Regions from separate parts of the Homo sapiens genome. Here region 2 is linked to region 1. A link is a loop called in an ENCODE intact Hi-C map of the cell type or tissue named here. Cell type or tissue: breast epithelium. All regions are shown on one strand. Links, peaks and the distances in the headings refer to the core of each region. The heading gives the core; the rest is flanking DNA.

What was found. Peaks named below come from ENCODE experiments on the same cell type or tissue, not always from the same donor. Only the 100,000 strongest peaks of a DNase experiment are listed, where the experiment ranks them.
Region 2: it touches region 1 in a loop (15-fold over the local background); 89 of 110 quality-filtered maps call a loop at or near these places.

What each region holds. Positions count from the first base shown.
Region 1 is chr1:151,581,056-151,589,677 of GRCh38, reverse strand. TUFT1 (tuftelin 1) reads right to left here. Exons shown (of 13, transcript NM_020127.3): 13 at 6,095-8,034. The coding sequence ends at 7,971. Among named protein-coding and RNA genes, the nearest start is that of SNX27, 27 kb to the left of the region's middle. In breast epithelium, for the core only: no CTCF peak of the experiment used is centred there; a DNase peak (open chromatin) is centred at 3,886; H3K27ac peaks cover 1,528 bases.
Region 2 is chr1:151,736,154-151,744,775 of GRCh38, reverse strand. No RefSeq gene overlaps it. Among named protein-coding and RNA genes, the nearest start is that of RIIAD1, 19 kb to the right of the region's middle. In breast epithelium, for the core only: a CTCF peak has its summit at 4,609; a DNase peak (open chromatin) is centred at 4,605; H3K4me3 peaks cover 251 bases; H3K27ac peaks cover 1,191 bases.

The DNA of each region.
Region 1 (8,622 bases), core at 1,733-6,732:
AAAACCCACCCCGCTAACATGATTAGCATTTAGGTATATTTATTTCTAGGCTTTCCAGAAACATTTTGTTTTGCAAAGCTGTCATAAATGTTCATAAAATTTTGTGTCCTACTTTTTTCATTTAACATTCTAAGCACTGCTCCCTGATGCGACATAGTCTTCATAACAGCCATTTGTAGTGAATGCATAATGTCCCAGAGTGACTGCATCCTCATTTACTTACCCATTTCTCTATTGTTGGACACATGTTGTTTCCCATTTTATATGATTATAATAAGCACTGCAACAAACCTCTTCTGCAGAGAGAAGAAATGAAAAGAAGCTGGGTATTTGGTGAGACCTCAAGCTTCTCTATGCAGGCTCACTTGAGTCTAAAGTGTCTCTGAACTTTTCTGTCACCTCAACCAGAAACACTGGTCCTTTGTTGTTTAAACCAATTGCAGTCACATTTTCTCCAACTTTTAGCCCATGTTATCCTACCTAACACAAGATGTTTGAGGGCAAGAGCAAAGTTGTATTGTTCGCTGCTGTGTCCCTACCTGAATCCTTGGTCAAAGACACGGTGGCCTGTAGAGAGCAGGAGCTTAATAAATATGTGCATTAAAAATAATACGAATTTATTTACTTATTTTTGAGATGGAGTCTCGCTCGGTCACCCAGGCTGGAGTGCAGTGCCACAATCTCAGCTCGCTGCAACCTCTGCCTCCTGGGTTCAAGCGATCCTCCTGCCTCAGCCTCCTGAGTAGCTGGGACTACAGGCACGCACCACCACGTCCAGCTGATTTTTGTATTTTTAGTAGAGACAGGGTTTCATCATGTTGGCCAGGATGGCCTCGAACTCCTGACCTCAGGTGATCCACCCACCTTGGCCTCCCAAAGTGCTGAGATTACAGGCGTGAGCCACCACGCCTGGCCAGAATATGAATTTTTTGATGAACTATTCTTTTCCTGACCACTGATCTAGTAAAATCTTAGTAATTGTATCAATTTGTTTGAGCTGATCAATAAAAATGTTGCCTGTTCACCACATTTGTCACTAATAATTCTTCATTCTTTGGGCCTTTAGTTTAATTCAGAAATTTTACATTTTTATGAACTAAAAATATGTTCCTTCATGACCTTCAATACTAACATTCTAAATGTATTTCCTTTTGGATTTGATATTCAATTTTATTTTCTTGTAGTTTTTCTACAATTTGTAATATTTAATTAATTTATATAGAATTTAGGTATGCTGTTTAGTTTCTTTTTCCCAATTATTATTCTTATTATTTTGAGATGGAGTCTCACTCTGTTGCCCAGGATGGAGTGCAGTGTCACGAACTTGGCTCACTGCCACGTCTGCCTTCTGGGTTGGAGCAATTCTCCTGCCTCAGCCTCCTGAGTAGCTGGAATTACAGGTGTGCACCACCATGCCTGGCTGATTTTTGTATTTTTAGTAGAGACAGGGTTTTGCCATGTTGGCCAGGCTAGTCTTGAACTGACCTCAGGCGATCCACCCTCCTCGGCCTCCCAGGGTGCTGGGATTACAGGCATGAGCCACCGCGCCCAGCCTTTTCCCAAATTTTTAACCAACTGTTCAAATACCTTTTTCCCCGTTAAGTTGCAATGCTGCTTTTATCCTTTTTAAATGCTTATACTGTATAATTGAGTCTATTTCTGCCTAGCTAGTCTCTTAAATTGATGTATAAGCTATATAATGTTTTGCTATTTGCCAAGGCTAATAATCCTCCCAAATTAGCTCTGCCTTCCAAATTTTCTTTACCATTTTCCCATTTATTCTTCCAGATGAAATTTTAAAATAATTATATCCAGTTCTAAAAAGACTCTATTGAATTACAATGTAACTCACTGTAATTACACAAAGCCTAAAAATAAAGAATTGACATCTTTACAATTTTAATTTTCCATCCAGGAAAATTTTTCTTCATTGTTTTCCCATCTTTCTCCACAAAATGTGGTCATTTTCTTCACATAGGTCATTGACATTTCAAATGAAGCTTATGCCTAGGTATTTTCTATCTCTTGTTATATTTTATGTTGTTTTCTAATTGAGATACTGCTGGTGTGTGTAGGAAAACTTGCTACTTGCCAAGACAGCCCACCCTCCTCGAATTGTCAATGGATTCTTTTGTTTCTTGGCTATCTCCCTGCAACCACCCCACACCATCCAGATTCTGCCCTCTGGAGCAAAACTGCTGCTGCTCCTCCCAAGAGACCAACCTTCATCTTTTTGGAAACTGCTATCATCCTCCTTTTGTCCTGGCTAAATAGCCCTGACTGACAGAAAGAACACTGCATTCCAGGAAGATTCAAATGACAGTGGTGGGGAGGGTAGATGTGGGGCAGGTAAGAGGCTAGAGGTAGAGATCAGCAAGGACTGGCTTCAGTGGTCATCTAGGCTTCAAGAGATGAGTTGAGACTGTCAACATGGGAAGGCACACTTCTGAAATATATTCTTTTTTTTTTTTTTTTTTTTTTTTTTAGCAGAGTCTCGCTCTGTCTCCCAGGCTGGAATGCAATGGCGCAATCTCAGCTCACTCCTGGGTTCAAGCGATTGTCCTACTTCAGCCTCCAAAGTAGCTGGGATTACAGGCGTGCGCCATCACACCCAGTTAATTTTTGTATTTTTAGTAGAGATGGGGTTTCGCTGTGTTGGTCAGGCTGGTCTTGAACTCCTGACCTTAGGTGATCTGCCCGCCTTGGCCTCCCAAAGTGCTGGGATTACAGGCATGAGCCACCACGCCCAGCCCCTGAGAGATATTTCAACAGAGGAAACGTGAGGACCTGTTGACAAACTGGATATAAGGGATAAAGGGACAGGGAGCAGTTTGGAAGGAAGTCCATTTTGGACCTCGATCCTGAGATTACAATACAGCCAAGGACAGAGGTCTGTCCTCTAAGCCAGTGTTCTTCAGATTTGTTCCCACAGTAAGAAATATATTGTACATAGCAGGCCAGTTCACACACAAGCACATATGGACAGATATAAAACAGACACAGGGCCGGGCGTCATGGCTCACACCTGTAATCCCAGCGCTTTGGGAGGCCGAGGAGGGCAGCTCACCTGAGGCCAGGAGTTCAAGGCCAGTCTGGCCAACAGGGTGAAACCGTGTTTCTACTAAAAATACAAAAATCAGCCAGGCATTGTGGCACACACCTGTAGTCCTGGCTACTTGGGAGGCTGAGGCAGGAGAATTGGTTGAACCTGGATAGCAGAGGTTGCAGTGAGCCAAGATCATGCCACTGCACTCTAGCCTGGGTGACAGAGTGAGACTCTGTCTCAAAAAAATAAATAAAATAAAAACAAAACATACATAGGAGGATAAAATTCCTGCAGACATATACAAGTTTGGGCCTGGAATCCTAGTGGGAGGAAGGGCTGGGTGTGTAATCAGCACTGAATTGATAGATTAAGTCACGAGTACTCATGACTTCCTTTCCCTCAGCTGTCTGAGGTCCTGTGGTCTAAGACTTGGCGACCAACACCTTTTAGGAAATTAATTATCCTGCTACTATCTACCCTCAATTCTGTGTCTCAGGGGGCTCCAGGAGAAGAGAAATTCCAGCAGAAAGGCCACACACATTTTGTGTTTAAAGTAGGTCTCACTGCTACAGAGCATGCTGTGCTAGAAATTACCTTTAAGAAACATCTTTATCTTCAGCCTGGGTATGGATTTTCCTTGGAGAAAGAGGGAATAGAGAATATTTAGGTCTCCAACTTTGGAGTTTCAAGGCCATCCTGCTTAGAACTTGGACAGGGAAGACAGGAAACAATTTCTCCTTGCAAAGCTAAAGTCTTAAACTGAAATATGAAAAAAGAGGCCAAGGGCCCTAGGCTAACACCTGTTGTTGAGTCATAGCCTGAAGGAGCTCAGGCCCAAGCGCAGTGATGCTTGGCTCTCAGGAATGAGGAAGCCAGGGGATTATTAGAGGCCCTGCAGAAAACAGCAACACACACTAAAAAGCTGGTTAAAGAGGGAAAGCTGCTTGCTTTTCCAACCCAAAGGCTGTTACCCTCCTCAAATTAAGTTGCTTTTCTTTTGTGTGTGTGTGTGTGACGGAGTCTTGCTCTGTCGCCCAGGCTGGAGTGCAGTGGGCGATCTCTGCTCACTGCAACCTACGCCTCTGGGGTTTAAGAGATTCTCCTGCCTCAGCCTTCTGAGTAGATGGGACTACAGGCACCCGACACCACACCTGGCTAATTTTTTTATTTTTTGGTAGAGACGGGGTTTCACTGTGTTGGCCAGGCTGGTCTCAAAACTCCTGGCCTCAAGTGATCCGCCCACCTCAGCCTCCCAAAGTGCTGGGATACCAGGCGTGAGCCACTGCGCCCAGCCTAATTAAGTTGCTTTAACTCCTGCCATGTCAGAGCACCTTTCCTTTCCAAAGTGGAAACACTTCCTAGTGGGACATATCATAGCAAAAGGTACGTTTAAATAGAGATGAAAATGAGCCAATCAATTCTTGGCCTTAGAAATTTAGTTTGAAAAAGGTTCCAATGCACCATTTGGTTGAAATACTGTGTCACTGCCAGGCTTTTTTCTGTGCAGGGGAAAGAACAGACGAAGATGGGGAAGATGGGGCAGTTGTTCGGCAGGCAGGGTGCTGCTGCTTCTTTTCCCGTGCTGGGCTGACGCTCCAGGTTTACAGGACGCTGTTGATGACGGCTGCATGTCTGAGCAGCTCTCAACACCCAGCTCAAAGAAACAGGCCTTCATGGCAGAGGTCCCAGGGAATCAGACTCTATCCTCCCTCCACAAAATATTAAGGCAGCACAGAGGAGTTGGCTTAAAAATGACAAAACATAGGCAATAAACAGGCCACTAAAGCCAAGAGCCTTACTCGCCACACCTTTTCTTTAGGCCCTGAACACCATCTCATTCTCCTCCAGTTCCCCATTCTCCGTCTCTAATTGACAAGATCACCAAGATACAAACTGTATTTCCCTGACTACATTCCCTTTCCAAACCTGTGCCCCCCGCTCCCCTGTGTCATGCCCCTACTCTCTTTGGTTGTGGCATAACTAAACTCTAGGAAATATACACCAGTGGCATGTTTTTGTCCAAGGACTCTCTTAGACCCCTGGTTCGAGTCTCTGGAATGCCTCCAGACTGCTCCATTATCTGCAACCCAAATCTTGGTTCCTCCCACTGAGCACAGGAGGCCCGGCGGGAGCCTCCCTTTCATGTATGGCAGCACACTCACTCCAGTATTCCTCCAGCCCTGTGAGTCTTCTTGGCACCTTGGTCAACCCCGCCCTGCTTCCACCCTGTTAATATTCTAAGAGCAAGTACAGTCTAGATCTAGCCATGCCAAACAAGACTGCCAGAGAAAGAAGAGAGCCACGGGTGTCAGAAGACAAATCCGGGTCTGCAAAGGAAAGAGGTTTCCAATGTGTTTGAAGCCTGTGGTGTGAATTGGCTGAGAAGCAGGAGAAGGGGGAAGAAATCAGAGAAAAATGTACACTCTTTCAATTGAAGAAGAGAAATGGGAGCTAGAAAGGAAACAAGCCAGGGATGAGGGGTTGTTGTGTTTCTGGTTTCTTTGGCCCAGAGAAGATTCATGTAAATTCAGCTATGTCCCCATTTGGCCCTGCAGTCAACTGCCTTCTTGGCAGAAAGGAAAAAAAAAATCATGAGACTAATTGAATGATGCCCAGAGACAGCCAGAAACGAACCCCCTTGAACAGCTGCAGTCAGCATTTCCAGAGTGCTTTTCATTTCTGCAGAAGGCATGCAGTTACTCATCTACCTCCAGTGCTGCTGTTCTATCTCTATGTAATCACAGGACTCTACCTCTATCTCTTCCAAATGAGACACAATGCGGCCAGGCTTAGGGATCCTACAAGGCCATTGCTCCAGAGAGGGTCAAAGCTAAAGTTAGGGGCTGCCTCCTACAATCACGACTCAGAGCACGGAGGTGAGCTTCTTCTAATACCTCTATAAATGCCACAAAGTCCTCATATCATGGCATTTGGGATGTTTGGACCACACCTCCCACATGTGGATAACAGGGTGCCCATCTTCCAAGAAGCACTAAAATGTTCTTCTTTCATCCTCCCTGAAAAGTGAAAGGAAACCAGACCAGGAGGTCAAAGAGACACATTAATATAATTTATTAAATTCGCCATACAAAGAATATGCCACAGACAACAATATCAGAAAGGGAAGAAACATGGATATCACCTGCTCTGACCCCCTCATTTTACAAATGAGGGAACTCCCTGAAATCCCAGAGCATTGTTATGGACAAAGCCAGAATGTGAGCCCAGTCTTGAGACACAGAAACACACAGACTTAAGGATTCTGGCTGCGTGAGCCACATAGAGCCTAAACACTTAATCCACATTTGTTTTGAATTTTTCTGATTCCTATAGTACCATACTCTGATGCCTATCTACTTCTCAAGGTTGTAGGAAGAGCCCTAAAGAAAAACACCATGGGCCGGGCGCAGTAGCTCAAGCCTATAATCCTAGCACTTTGGGAAGCCGAGGTGGGTGGATCACCTGAGGTCAGGAATTCGAGACCAGCCTAGCCAGTATGGTGAAACCCCATCTCTACTAAAAATACAAAAATCAGCCAGGCGTGGTGGCACACCTGTAGTCCCAGCTACTCGGGAGGCTGAGGCAGAAGAATCGCTTAAATCCGGGAGGCAGAGGTTGCAGTGAGCTGAGATCGCGCCACTGCACTCCAGCCTGGGTGACAGAGTGAGACTCTGTCTCAGAAAAAAAAAAAAACAATAAAAAAAGAAAACCATGATGACCTGCAGGGTCATTCAGAGCCAGGATAAAAGACCAATTATGGAGCAAGGGGTTCAGAAGGGCTAGTGAAGAACTCATCTGGGTCCCAGAAGAGTCCTGATTGCCCTCTTTCTCCAAACAACATATACTCTGACCCCAAAGCCTCAGGGAAAGTAGACTCACCTTCCTTAGCTGCAGAGCAAGTTTGAAGGAGAAAGAGAGAAGAAACAGGCAGAGGAAAGGGAGAGAAAGATTCATAATAGTGTCACTCTGACATTAACAAGCCTAATGGGAACAGTTTTCCCGGTTTCAAGCAAATCCAAATACTGCAAGAGAAGGCTATAGAACTTTGGTATTATATCAATCATGAGATGTAAGCAAAACCACCAATAACTTAGCAAAATAAATACAAAGAGGATTTTGCTGGGACTGGTGGAACCCAGTGAAAACAGTTTTCAGGCTCTGGGTCAAGAAGACTGAGGTGTGCCTGGTGGTACACCTTAGGGAAAATCCCTAAAGAGACTCTGGGAGTTTTCACAGCAGAGAGAAGTCACACATGACTGTCTGTAGCCCTAGAGAATTTTTCCGCAAAAGGCTACTCCCTGAATGTACATTCCCTCCTCCCCAGAAAGACAAGGCCACCCAGTCAAAGCTTAGGTTCACTGGCTCTCACCAGGCCTTGCCAGGTAACCCCACTATCTGTCTGCAGGAGGCCAGGGCAGCGTAGGCTGCAGATGGAGCAAGTAGAAAAACAAACAGTTTGTTGCTAAGAACTGAGCTGTGTTTGTGGAAGGAACTTCATTCCCCCAGGACATTCTCCAATCACTCTGGACATCTGTGTCTCCAGCTTTTAGGGCTGAGGCAAATCTTGTCACCTCTCCCAATCTGATGAAGGCCTGGCTTATGGCACAGCCAGAGTCCAGTCTACAACAGAAGGGAGGCTCTCTACAGAGAAAAATAGTCACTGTAGGAATATAGATATTGCCCTGGCTCCTGCTTGCAGGACAATGTCTTCCAAAGGGCTGCAGTGCCTTGAATAGGTGCTCGTGCTCCGTCTGCCCAGCTTAGAGTGGCCAGGGGCTTGGGAATGGTGAGACACAGGAGCCCGAAGTCCTGGGTGCAGCCAGGGGACAGTCAGGAAGTCAAAGGCAGTGTTAACAGCCAACAGGGGCAGTGGGCTTCTCCGAGGCAGAGGCAGCAGCAATGGCAGCAACCATCTCCAGGCAGCTCAGGTTTCCACCACTCGGATGACAGGCATGGGCTTCGGGCTAGGCGGCTTGGATATCCTAATACTGAAAAGAAGGTTGGAAACACTGAGTTGTGCTGGGAACAGCTGTGTTGTGGCCCACCCTTCACAGAGCCCCTGGAATCTTCACATTGGCCTCTGGAATCTTACACTGCAGTGCTGGCTGATCACTTGGGTTCCAAGTGCTTTAAAACAGTAATTATCAGTGACAACTAGGGGAAGATTTGGGGCATGATACATGTGTCTTGTAGCAAGGGTGAAGAAAAGAGAGGGGCAGTTAAACAACTGAGAAGTGGATATAGCTGTGATTCTCGATTTTGTCAAGATCATGGGTCCTTTTCTGAATCTCTTAGAGGCAAAATACCCTCTCCCTAGAAATATGCAAACATTATAACTAAATTTTTCCTACCATTTCAGGTGGTTCATACATCTCTAGAAGCCATTCATGGACCTCCCTGGGCTTGTGTTAACAGGTTCTACTCTAATTGGGCTAGAAAATGGTTCCGGCAAACAGTGGGTCAGACTGAGGGAGGAAAGTTGGATTTAAAGGAGCCTTGTTCTTGCCTTAGCACTAAAGGTTCTACAGAGCTCTGTCCCTCCTTCTCCCCTCCTCCCTGGCCCCATTCTATCTACA
Region 2 (8,622 bases), core at 1,563-6,562, 160 kb before region 1:
TACAGAGAAACTTCCTTAACTTGACAGAGTACCTGTAAAAAGCTTACAGTTAACATTACACTTAATGGTGAAAGTCTGAATGTTTTTATATTCAACATAGTGCTGAGGTAGTACAAAGGTACTACCTCAATTCAATGAAAAGGTACTACCTCAATTCAATTTAAAAAAATCAATTCGCTGGAGGAAAGCTAGCCTTTTCAACAAATGATGTTGGAGCAACTGGACAGCCATAGGCAAAAAATGAAACTCGATCTAAGTCTAATACCTTCTATAAAAATTAGCTCAAAATGGCAAAAGACTTAAATGTAACTTGTAAAACTATAAAACTTATTTTTAAAACAGAAGAACACTTTCAAATTCTAGGATTAGACAAAGAGTTCTTAGACATGATACCAAAAGCACAATCCATGAAAAAAAAATTGAGATTTTGGACCTCTCAAAATTAAAAACTTTTGCCCTTGGAAAGCCCATGTGAAGAGGGTGAAAAGACAAGGTACTGGGAGAAAATATTTGCAAATTACATATCTAACAAAGGACCAGTATCTTCAGTATATTAAAAAAAAAAAAAAACCTCAAACTCAACAGTAAAAACAAAACAAAACAAAAAAACTGCCTGTAATTCCAGTAAAAAAAAAAAAAAAAACCCTCAAACTCAACAGTAAAAACAAAACAAAACAAAAAAACTGCCTGTAATTCCAGCACTTTGGGAGGCCAAGGTAGGAGGATCACTTGAAGCCAGGAGTTGGAGAACAGCCTGGATAACATAAGGAGACCCCATCTCTACCAAACATTTAAAAATTAGCCAGGTGTGGCCGTGCACACCTGTAGACCCAGCTACATAGGAGACTGAGACAAGAGGATCACTTGAGCCCAGGAGTTCCACGTTATAGTGAGCTATGATCGTGCCACTGTACTCCAGCCTGTGCAACAGAGTGAACCCCTATCAAAAAAACAAAACAAACAAACAAAAAACCCCACAAACAATCCACTTAGAAAATGGGCAAAAAACATGAATATACATTTCACCCAAAAGAATATTCAAGCATATGAAAAGATGTTCAACATGATTAGCTATCAGAGAAATGTAAATTAAAACTACAATGTGTTACTACACACCTATCAGAATGGCTGAAATAAAAAATAGCAACAGCACCAAATCCTGCTAAAAATGCAGATAAACTGGTCATACATTGCTGGTAGGAATGCAGAATGAGGTAGGAACTTTGAAAAAGAGTTTGGCAGTTCCTTACAAAGTTAAAACATGCACTTACCATTTAACACAGCAATCCTATTCCCAGATATTTACCAAAGAGAAATGAAAAGTTACTAATGATATGTGAAAGTTCATTGGAGTTTTATTCATGATAGTCCCCAAATGAAAACAATCCAAACATCCATCAACTGCTGCAAAAACAGTGGAATACTACCCAACAAGAGAGAGGAACAAATGATATGTACAACAGTGATAAACCTAAAAGTATAATGAAAGAAGTTGAACACAAAAGACTACATGCTATATGATTCCATTTATGTGAAATTCTTTAAAAAGCAAGACTATAGTGGCAATTTATCAGTGGTTGCTAGGGGCCAGAGCTGAGGATGGGAATTGACTGCAGAGGGTAATGAGCAGCGGTGTCCTGGGAAATGTTTAACAACTGGCTCTTGGTGGAGAGGGAGCCTGGTTTGTAGCATTTGCTGATTTCCATGGTGTAAATACCCCTCCATTGCCAATTTCAAATTACCGATGTGACATGACCGAACATTTAGTAGAGAAGAAAGGCTAGTTAACAGCTGAATCTCCCAAGGTGGCATAAGTGGGATCCAGCGCACCACTGTCCACAAGGAAATTTGGGGGCATGATGGAAATGTTGCATATCTTGTGTTAATGGCTGAACAACTGTACATATCTGTAAAACTCATTAAAGTATATATTTAAAATGGGTGAATTTTAATGTAGGTAAATTGTACCTCAGTAAAGATGAATTTTTTTTTAAGCTGAGCGGGTGCAGAAACAGTAAGGAATTGTAACTTTTTATCAGGGTGGCTGCCCTCCACCTCCTAATCATCCATCCTTAATTTCTTTTTGTTGTTGTTGTTGTTGTTTGTTTTTTAATGCATTGAACAACGTATTTGTTGAGTGCCATCTATCTTGTCCCCAGGAACCCATGCTCTATTAATGATCGCCAAATTTCTCTGCTGGTCAGACCCTGGCTACCTCTCCAACCTTTCTGCTCAGCACAATAATTCTGCTACTTTGACTCTGGCATCCTATTGTCCCTCTGCTACTAGTAAGCCCAGCTCTGTGACCGTATACCCTATGTCAGCCCTGGCCTACAGAGAACAGCCAACCCTGAGCTTCTCTTACCAGCACATTCTTCATCACTTCAAGAAATTGAGTATTCTTTCCACGCCCAGCCTCGCATGCCCACTCTTTTGAGCCTTTTAAAGAAAGTGAATATTCTTTGGGATGTCTGATGAAACATAAGCATTTGGTGAGTTTTCTGACTTTACATATTAATTCTAGCATACCCACTCTTTCTTTTTTAAATAGAGATGGGGTCTTATTATGTTGCCCAGGCTGTGCTTGAACTCCTGGGCTCAAGCAGTCCTCCTACCTCAGCCTCCCAAAGTGCTGGGATTACAGGCATGAGCCACCACACCCGGCCTAGCAGGCCCACTCTTTTGAGCCATTTAACACCTCTTCCACTATATGCCACAGCACTCCTCACACGCCTACTTCACTTAATGTGGGCCATGACTTTCTCCAAGCTTCCCAGAGCCATCCCACTGTAACCAAAACAGGTTCAGTTGCTTGCTGCTTACAGAGTCCAATTAACAAAAGCAAGGTCTGGTATAAAGAAAGCGACTTTTTATTCCAAAGCTAGCTTAGGGGAAGAAGGTATAGCCTCCGGCTTTTAGGGTACCACTTCACTCTTGGAGCAGAAAACAGGTGCTTTTAAAAGGGGACCTGGCATGCTGACATGAATGGCATGCAGGGGAAGAAGCAGGCAGCTGGGGTGCCTGCATACTCGCTTTGGTGCCTTGTCTACTGGGTGGCCGAGCTGGTGACTACTGGCACCTTCATGGGCAGGACTAGGTTGCCAAAGCAGCCAAAAACTCTCCAGGTGAGAGAGTCTCATAGCAGGCATACATTGGCTTGTAGATGGACTTGTAGGTTGTCTCTTCAGGTAACCTCCTGCTTGGGTGAGAGTTCTGCTCTGGGACTTCTAAACACACAGTTAGATGAACTTGCCCTGTAGGGAGTGTCTGGTGAAGAGGAGGTAAAAGGCTATAACTGCATTTCTAAATGCAGTTATAGGGGAAAAGCAGAAAAGAGAAAAAGAGAGAAAAAAATAAACTATCTCTTGGAAAATGGGGTACTCAGTTACACTATCAGAATGTTAGCAACATCTCTTAGGGTCTTTGTCAGAGTACTAAATCCCATATCCTAAGAATGGGCTCCCATAGGCCAGGCGCAGTGGCTCATGCCTGTAATCCCAGCACTTTGGGAGGCTGAGGCGGGGCGGATCGCAAGGTCAGGAGTTTGAGACCAGCCTGGCCAACACGGTGAAACCCCATCTTTACTAAAAATACAAAAATTAGCCGGGCATGATGGCAGGCATGTGCCTGTAATCCCAGCTACTCAGGAGGTTGAAGCAGGAGAATCGCTTGAAACCGGAAGGTGGAGTTTTCAGTGAGCTGAGATCACACCACTGCACTCCAGCCTGGGCAACAAGAGTGACACTCTGTCTTAAAAAAAAAAAAAAGAATGGGCTCCCATATCCATACACTCTCCCTTATCAAACTTTATGTCCCACCCTCCTTGATCCAACACCCTCAGAATCCAGTCCCATACATCTCCAACCTGTATTTGCTAGTTAGGTCCTCTTGAACCTCCAGGGCATGGTGCATTTTTTCTCTTAGGGGAATCTTAGCTGAGTTCTAAAAGTACTTAATCCTAGTTATTGGTTTGCAGATCAGGAGAGGAGGTGGGGTAGGTTTTGAAGGGAACCTGTGTGGTCTTGCAAGCCAGAGGCTTCTCTATCATCCTTAAGCAAGGAAGTAGTGATAGCCTTTACCAGGAACAAGTGGGCACTTTTGCAGGCCCAAAAGATGGAGAATTTAAAAATTCAAGATTTTTTAAAGCATTAACCCAGCTGCCCCCACTCCTATGTCTCAGGGTCTCACTCCTTCTTGCCAGTGTTAAGAATTCAACCTTCTTTGGAGCCCTGCTACTGTTACAATTAAATATTGGACCTTATTCTCAATTTTGGGGGGCCTCTAGATACAAAAGATAAAAAATGTCTTTTAAATTGCTAAGGAGGGCCTTGGGCTTTCACTCTTAGCCTTTATTTGGTGATCAATCACCCTCAACCTTTCATTGCCTTTGTCCAATGCATTGATTGCCTCCAGCTAGCCATCCAATTCCATTGTCTTTATAAAACCTGATATATTTATCAGACCTGATATATTTCCCCCACTAAGCATTGCTTTCCCCCAGGATCCCATCCCAGTTCAGCACTAGTGAAAGCTTTGACAGTTGCACTGATACCTTGCTGGGGAATCTCCATGCTCCACCTACTGCCAGTGGCCCTCCCTGCCAGCGGCCAACAGGTATTTCCAGTTTAGAATCTCATTTTAGAATCTGCTTCCTCAGCACTCTTGGCACTGACTGTCAGGCTGGGTTCCTCGGGAAATATACTCTCAGATGGAGATTTGAGTAAAAGCAGTTCATTGAGTCGTGCTCTCAGGATCAACAACACTGGGAGAAAGTGAAGGCCTTAGAACTGGACAGCAGGAACTCAGGAACTGTTGTGGCCCTGCAGAGTTGTCCCCCACTGAGACAAGGAAATCAGAATCATGCAGGGGAATATACTTCCACATTGACCAGTAGATGCAGACTGTCTTAGGAGGGGGCATAATCTTGAATGAATTTTCACTTAAGGGTAACTCCTGGAGGAAGCCCAGCTGGGAACTGTCAGTCACCCAAATTCTTGGAAATGCTGGTGCAACCAGGAACTGTCAGTCACCCAAAATTCCCAGAAGTGCTGGGGGGAGGACAAGGATGAGTGCTTCAGTCCTGATGGGGGTGGGTATCTGGGTGGCACAACAGTATCCACTATAGTACCTTTTTTTCTTTTCTTTTTCTTTCTTTTTTTTTTTTTTTTGAGACAGAGTTTCACTCTTGTTGCCCAGGCTGGGCTGCTATGGTGCAATCTTGGCTCACTGCAACCTCCACCTCCTGGGTTCAAGCGATTCTCCTGCCTCAGCCCCCTGAGTAGCTGGGATTACAGGCATGCACCACCACAGCCGGCTAATTTTTTGTATTTTTAATAGAGACGGGGTTTCACCATGTTGGTCAGGCTGGTCTCAAACTCCCAACCTCAGGTGATCCACCCATCTTGGCCTCCCAAAGTGCTGGGATTATAGACATGAGCCACCGTGCCTGGCCTATAGTACCTTTAAATATGAGAATTGAGATATATTTTTTGATACTTCTCACCTAGATAAGTATTTTTTAGATATTTCTTACAGCTCTAAACGGCTACTCTTTCTTCCTAGTTGGTTTGGTTGTGGAATTTCACAAGGTTACATTACCATGTTACTTTGCCATTGAAGGGGCATCGCAGAGGAAAAGAAATCATACAGTGTTGTATTTCAAAGCCAAACAGACATTGTGTTTGGATTTTATTCAAGATTAGTCCTGGCTAGGTGTGGTGGCTCACGCCTGTAATCCCAGCACTTTGGGAGGCTGAGGCAGGTGGATCACGAGGTCAGGAGATCGAGGCCATCCTGGCCAACATGGTTAAACCCCGTCTCTACTACAAATAAAAAAATCAGCTGGGCATGGTGGTGTGTGCCTGTAATCCCAGCTACTCAGGAGGCTGAGGCAGGAGAATCGCTTGAAACAGGGAGTCGGAGGTTGCAGTGAGCTGAGATCACACCACTGCACTCCAGCCTGGCAACAGAGTGAGATTCCATCTCAAAAAAAAAAAAAAAAAAATTGGCCTAACGCAGCTATAGCTATTGTATTAGTCTGTTCTCACATTGCTATAAAGAAATACCTGAGACTGGGCAATTTATAAAGAAAACAGATTTAATTGGCTCACAGTTCCACAGGCTGTACAGGAAGCATGGCAGTATGTGCTTCCAGGGGGGGCCACAGGAAGCTTCTAATCATGGCAGAAGGCAAAGTTGGGGAGAGCATCTTACATGGCAGAAACAGGATCAAGGGTGGGGAGAGGTGCTACACACTTTTAAACAACCAGCTCTCACAAGAACTCACTATCACAAGAAAGGCACCAAGGGGATGGTGCTAAACCATTCATGAGAAACCCTCCCCCGTGATCCAATTACCTCCCACCTGGCCCACCTCCAACACTGGGGATTACAATTTAACATGATATTTGAGTGGGGACACAGATCCAAAAATATCATTCCACCCCTGGACCCTTCCCAATTTCATGTCCTTCTCATGTTGCAAAATACAATCATGCCTTCCCAACAGTCCCTCAAAGTCTTAACTCCTTTCAGCATTAGTCAAAAGTCCAAAGTCTATCTGAGACAAAGCTAGTCCCTTCGACCTATGAGCGTGTAAAATCAAAAACAGATTGGTTACTTCCAAGATACAATGAAAGTACAGGCATTTGGTAAATATTCCTGTTTGAAAAGGGAGAAATTGGTCAAAAGAAAGGGGCTGCAGGCCCCACACAAGTCTGAAACCGGGCAGGGCAGTTATTCAATCTTAAAACTCCAAAATCATCTCCTTTGACTCCATGTCTCACATTCAGGGCACACTGATGCAAGAAGTGGGCTCCCAAAGCCTTGAGCAGCTCTGCCCCTAAGGCTTTGCAGGGTTCAGCCCCTATAGTTGCTCTCATGGGCTGGCATTGAGTGACTGGAACTTTTTGAGGTTGAGGGTGCAAGCTGTCAGTGGCTCAAACATTTCAGGGTCTGGAAGGTGGTAGCCCTCTTCTTATAGCTCCACTAGGCAGTGCCCCAGTGGGGACTGTGTCAGGGAGCTCCAACTCCACATTTCCTCTCTGCACTGCCCTACTAGAGGTTCTCTGTGAGGGCTCCACCCTTACCAGCAGGGTTCTGCCTGGACATCCAGACTTTTCCATACATCCTCTGAAATCTAGGCAGAGGTTCTCAAGTCTCAGCTCTTGCACTCTGTGCACCCACAGGCTTAACACTACATGAAAGCCACCAAAGCCTAGGGTTTGCATCCTCTGAAGCAGTGGCCCAAGCAGTACCTTGGCCCCTTTGAGCCATGGCTGAAACTGGAGTAGCTAGGACATGAGGAGTAGTGTCCCAAGGCTACGCAGGGCAGCAGGACCCTGGGCCTGGCCCCTGAAACCATTCTTCTCTCCTAGGGCTCCGGGTGTATGATGGGAGGGACTGCATGTGGAGGTCTCTGAAATGCCTTCAAGGCATTTTCCCGATTGTCTTGGATATTAGCACTTGGTTCCTTTTTACTTATGCAAATTTCTGTGGCCTGCTTGGAATTTCTCCCCTGAAAATGGGCTTTTCTATTCTACCACATGGCTGGGCTGCAAATTTTTCAAAAACTTTTATGCTCTACTTCCCCTTTAAATGTAAGTTCCAGTTTTACATCATTTCTTTGCTCATGCATATGAGATAGGTTGTTAGAAACAGCCAGTCCATATCTTGAATGCTTTGTGGCTTAGAAATTTCTTCCACCAGATACCCTAAATCATCACTCTCAAGTTCAAAGTTCCACAGATCCCTTAGGGCAGGGGCACAATGCCACCAGATTGTTCACTAATATATAACAAAGGTGACCTTGCTCTAGTTCCCAATCAGTTCCTCATCTCCTTCTGAGACTTCATCAGCCTAGACTTTTTATCCATATCACTATCAGCATTTTTGTCACAACAATTTAACAAGTCTCTAGGAAGTTCCAAACTTTCCTTCATCTTCCTGGCTTCTTCTGAGCCCTCCACACCACACTCTTCCAACCTCTGCCAGTTACCCAATTCCAAAGCTGCTTCCACATCTTCAGGTATCTTTATAGCAATGCCCTACTCCTCAGAACCAATTTTATGTACTAGTCTGTTCTCACATTGCTATAAAGAAATACCTGAAGGCCAGGTGTGGTGGCTTATGCCTGCAATCCCAGCACTTTGGAAGGCCAAGGTGGGTGGATCACAAGGTCAGGAGTTTGAGACCAGCCTGACCAACATGGTGAAACCCTGTCTCTACTAAAAATACAAAAAATTAGCCAGGTGTGGTGGCATACACCTGTAATCCCAGCTACTCAGGAGGCTGAGGCAGGAGAATCACTTGAACCTGGGAGGCAGAGGTTGCAGTGAGCCAAGATTGTGCCACTGCACTCCAGCCTGGGCAACAGAGCAAGGCTCCATCTCAAAAAAAAAAAAACACAAAAAACCTACCTGTGAGCAGGTAATTTATAAAGAAAAATTGGCTCATGGTTCCATAGGCTGTACAGGAAGCATGGCAGCATCTGCTTCTGAATCATGGCAGAAGCAAAGATGGAATGAGTATCTTACATGGCAGGACCAGGACCAATAGAGAGTAGGAAGGTGCTACACACTTTTAAACAACCAGATCTCATGAGAACTCACTATCATGAGAACA